Linked DNA regions of Homo sapiens: region 2 is linked to region 1. Evidence: chromatin loops called from intact Hi-C (ENCODE). Cell type or tissue: ascending aorta. All regions are shown on one strand.

What was found. A loop is a pair of places that touch in the nucleus more often than their neighbours do. Peaks named below come from ENCODE experiments on the same cell type or tissue, not always from the same donor. Only the 100,000 strongest peaks of a DNase experiment are listed, where the experiment ranks them.
Region 2: it touches region 1 in a loop (1.9-fold over the local background); 3 of 110 quality-filtered maps call a loop at or near these places.

What each region holds. Positions count from the first base shown.
Region 1 is chr18:58,857,912-58,860,411 of GRCh38, reverse strand. No RefSeq gene overlaps it. Among named protein-coding and RNA genes, the nearest start is that of ZNF532, 5.7 kb to the left of the region's middle. RefSeq lists a silencer at 121-415. In ascending aorta, no CTCF peak of the experiment used is centred here; DNase peaks (open chromatin) are centred at 1,121 and 1,559; H3K27ac peaks cover 2,500 bases.
Region 2 is chr18:58,976,361-58,978,860 of GRCh38, reverse strand. All of the region lies in intron 7 of ZNF532 (zinc finger protein 532), which reads right to left. Among named protein-coding and RNA genes, the nearest start is that of ZNF532, 110 kb to the right of the region's middle. In ascending aorta, no CTCF peak of the experiment used is centred here; a DNase peak (open chromatin) is centred at 1,479; H3K27ac peaks cover 2,292 bases.

The DNA of each region.
Region 1 (2,500 bases):
TTTTTATATTCAAAAACATACGCTTGAAAGAAATCATAACCAAGTTTAAATTATTATTAGCCTGCCAGAAATAGACTGTAGAGGATTCCCCTTATCCTTTGTTCGTGATTTCATAGATTTCTGTGGCAAAACCACCTCTCCTTTTCTGAACCTCAGTTTGGAAATGCCTGCAAAGGCCTTTAACCGAGAGACCCGAAGCGGGTGGGGGTTGGGCTCAGCATTGGGCATTATTTAGGAGGCCCCTCGATATTTGAATGACCTCCTAGGTCCTGGCTACTGGATGAATCCACTAATCCTTACCTCCTGCTGTCTCTGAAGGCCTAAATGCTGGAAAGCTGGCCTTGTCCAAGGAAAGAGTTGAGAAGGGTAGGGACAGAGAAAAGTGGGTAGTTTCTATGAGCCCTCCCTTCAGGAGTCAAAGGAGAGCCAGAAGTACGGGGATTGGGATCCTGGTAAAGATTCATCTGCAGAAACTGGGCCAAAGGAGAAATCTGTAGAGAACTTTATAAGATTTCCTAACCCTTTGTAACTTTTTTATATTACATCTGGGCTTCCTTAAAAGAAACTTGTGTTTGGGTTTGTTCTCTGCTCTCTAAGTCCTAGAGGAGGGGAAGAGAAAGAAGAAGAACCTAGGGAGGTATCTGAGAAAGGAAAAGGCTTAATCCTTTGAGGGCCTACCTGAAGGAGAAGGGAACACACAGGAAATGGGGACCCAGTTCCTCCTGAGAAGGAATCTCACTGGTCTCCTGCAGTGCAGACACTACCCTGAGCACTATGCATGCGCTAATATTGACTTCATCTTCCCATCCTGCCCTCATCATCCCTGCCATCACCACCACTTGGCACAATGCTTTGTACATCCCATAACTGACATTAATTATCAGTGAACTAAGGAATGGATAATGAACCCAGAGGCACCTAAAAGTAAATATGTCCCCAATTAAACCTAAGCTCTTTTGCTATTGTAGTGGATACAGTAGTGTTTTGTCTAGGTTCTCTCTTCAGAGTATACACCCTCATCCCCTAGCTGCTAAGAATATTGGCTGCCGACTACTCACAGCTGACTCCCTCACTGCAAATTGCTTTGGCCACCGTCTTGTGACAGTTCTTGGAAACTGTCTTGCCCAAGGCTACACCCACTTCCAAGAAGCAGCCAACATCTGGCTGATGTAGAGATAGAAAAACTTGGCCCTCTTGCCTTTATTTGGGCCAACTCTGAAGGGCCATCCCAGCCCCAGAGCTCCCTGTAAATTGGCTGAGGCCTCAATCACCATAGCACTGTGGGTCAACTCCTCCTTTCTAATCCTGCCTTCCTCAGTCCTTCACAATTATATCTCCAAAGATTATTCAGGGTCTGTTTCCAGCACCGCAGCCCGAGACACCCACCCACACCAGATTCATCTCCACAGTACCTGCCCTCTCAGAAAACGACCCTCATTCCCTCTCATCTGCTCCATCACCACAGGCTGGGAGGGTTCCACCTCTCAAGTGTCTATTGATCCCAATCCCTTCTCTCGGCTGACATCACGCACACACAACCTCAGGCCCATCATCCCAGTGTGGAACTGGTCACTGAGTCCTTGCCTCCAACCTGGCCAACGTTCAATGCATTCTGCACACTAAACCTTGAGGAATCTCTCCAACGATACCATCTTGTCACTCCTCTGCTCAAATGTTTCCAGATGACTCAATTGTCCTTAGAATGAGGTCCAGATTATAACTGTGACTTAGAAGTTTCTTCACGATTCGACCCATTTGCCTGCCCATGTCCCTGCCCCTCCATCCTCACATTTCAAGATCCAGGCTTGCCTTTTTGTTCTTTGAATATCACCTACTTCCTGTCACTGTCAGGCTTTCGCACATGCCGGCCCCGCTTTCTGGAAGACTCTCCTTACCCTTCACAACCTCCTCATCTAAGTCCTGTGTATTGGCCAGGTGTAGTGGCTCACACCTGTAATCCCAGCATCCTGGGAGGCCAGGTCAGGTGGATCACTTGAAGTCAGGAGTTCAAGACCAGCCTGGCCAACATGATGAAACCCCGTCTCTACTAAAAATACAAAAATTCGCTGGGTGTGAGGGCGGGCACCCGTAATCCCAGCTACTCAGGAGGCTGAGGCAGGAGAATTGCTTGAACCCGGGAGGTGGAGGTTGCAGTGAGCTGAGATCACGCCACTTGACTCCAGCCTGGGCGACAGAGCAAGACTCTGTCTCAAAAAAAAAAAAAAATCTAAAAGTTAAGTGCTCAGAACACCAGGATTAACACCTATAAGGTTTGGGGTTTTTTTTCCAATGACAAAGATAAAAGATGATCAAATACTTTAACATTTTCTGCTAAACTTAACGATGACTATTTTGAAGTCTCTTTTGAGGTTTCTTATTTAATACCAAAAGACTAGAAGTCACATGTCACTGGGAAAAGTTTCTGGAAAAACTTGGTTATTTCTGGAAAAGTTTAAAAATGAATAATAATAATTGACATATATAAACAAAAAACAAATGC
Region 2 (2,500 bases), 120 kb before region 1:
TGCACAAAATTAAAATTATTTTATAAAAGTCCCTTCAAGCTATCCATATAAGGTATGTATGAAACAAGAATAAATATCACAATTAGAGAGTCCCAAGATATTATGTATATTTGAATATTCCAAGATCCAAAAACATCTAAAATTTGAAACACTTCTGTTCCCAAACTTTCAGCTCAGGGATACTCAACCTGTATTTAGGAATACAGTAACAAAACCAAAAAACTTTTTAAAAATATATAATAAAAATGAGGACAGGGCTGAGGTAACCATGATGGGGCTAATTTTAGGAGGATGGGTTAAACTATCATAAGGGTAAAAAAAATTCTCTCTCAAAAACACAGGTTTTTGATTCAACACAAACATCCAGGTATTTGAAATAACATTATATAAATCTTTTACTGAAAAGATAATATATGAAACCATACATCAGTAAATACTAAGTAAAGCCACTACCTAATTTGTGGTAGATAGAATATGCTGTTTTATTCAGTATGCCATGTTAAATGAAATCTCTGGCTACCCTTTAATGACTAAGTAATTATTCATTATATAAGGGAAGTTTTCTAGAAGGATTTTTGTTTTAAATAATATCATTTGATAATCTCAAGAACACAGAACTTTGAAACAACTTTAAGGAGGCTGCCTGCTGGTATACTTAGGGGATGAGAGAGAGAGAGACAGCAAACACTGTCAAGTAGGTAAGCCGAATTTCCTTATATTTAAAAGTTTCCCACTCAGGCTGAGATATTATGTTAACTGAATATATTTCCATGCAGAACCTTTGAAGTAAATTAGTGGCGTAAAACAAATTCTTTGGTTATGACATGCATAGCAGTCTGGAACTAAACAGTGTCATATCACAAGGAAATTAAAGAGCTGTCAAGCCTCATGAATGGAACAAAATCTGGCTCTAAACTCATTAAAGACTGAAGTGGGACGAAGTTTTCATGTGAGATAATACTAAGAAGTGATTGCAAGCTATGTGATAAAGAAATGATTGATTACATTTTTTTGGGACTGAGTCTCATTCTGTTGCCTAGGCTGGAGTGCAGCGGTGTCATCTCGGCTCTGCAACCTCCGCCTCCTGGGTTCAAAGAACTCTCGTGCCTCAGCCTCCCGAGTAGCTGGGGCTAAAAGCACCCACCACCACGCCCGGCTAATTTTTGTATTTTTAGTAGAGACAAGGTCTCACCATGTTGGCCAGGCTGGTCTCGAACTCCTGGCCTTAAGTGATCCGCTGGCCTCAGTCAGCCTCCCAAAGTGCTGGAATTATAGGCGTGAGCCACCATGCCCAGACTGATTACATTTTTAAAAATCATTTTCCCATAACCGCTTGACAAACATGTCCTTGTTCAAACCGGCAGGCAAATCGGAGTGGCTGAGTCTGGCCGGCAGCACCTAAGATGAGCTGGCACCTGGTCTCTGCCTCATGAATCACAGGACCTGGTGAAAGCCACTCAACCCACGTGAATGTCCACTCCCACCCCTGTGAGGTGGGCTTGCAACAGTGCCTGCCTCCCAGGACGCTTCGAGAACACGGGGATGATTAACAAAGGGGGCAGGCAGCATGGGACACATCGCTCAGGAAATGCTCTTGTAATAGTCAAGTTATGCAGCCAACTTCCATTCAAAAAGCATAGAAAAATACTGTCTGTCTTTTAAATAAACCAAATCAGTCTGGTAGATATTCAAAAGGGTCTTGAATCCAAACAAGGGCAAAGGAGAAAATTTCTTCTCCAAGTTAAAAGTTATACCAATGCTGTTCATCTCTGGGGGAAACAACGAAAGAGAGAACAAAGCAAATAACAAGCTGGCACCCCCCAAAAATATTCTCTCATAAAGATTTGATTACACAAAATAGGCCAGCAGCAATCCCTAACCTCTTGGATTAGCATTTATGCAGCAAAAGAGTGACTAAGAGGTAACGAGCCTTTATTTATTTTAAAGCTTTAAAGTCATGAACAACAGGTCTGTATTTCAATAAAGATATTTAAAAATCTAGTATCTAATGCTTTTTATATTTTCTACATATAAAAATCAACTGAGGCTGGGCGCAGTGGCTCACGCCTGTAATCCCAGCACTTTGGATCACCTGAGGTCAGGAGTTCAAGACCAGCCTGGCCAACATGGTGAAACCCCGTCTCTACTAAAAATACAAAAATTAGCTGGGCATGATGGCAGGTGCCTATAATCCCAGCTACTCAGAAGGCTGGGGCAGAAGAATTGCAGTGGTTGCAGTGAGCCGAGAAGATCATGATACTGCACTCCAGCCTGTGAGACAGAGCAAGGCTCCATCTCAAAAGAAAAAAAAAATCAACTGAAAGTCATCTTTCTAAAAGCAAGACTGCTTCACCAAATCCTAACAGATTATAAAGAAAAATGTATCTTTCTAACAATACAATAGGACAAGAGACCCCACAGAAAGGAAAATTCGATTTCCTATTAAGGTGACGGGTTTAATATTCTATTTCTTCTTGTGTAGTAATATTAACATCAAAAC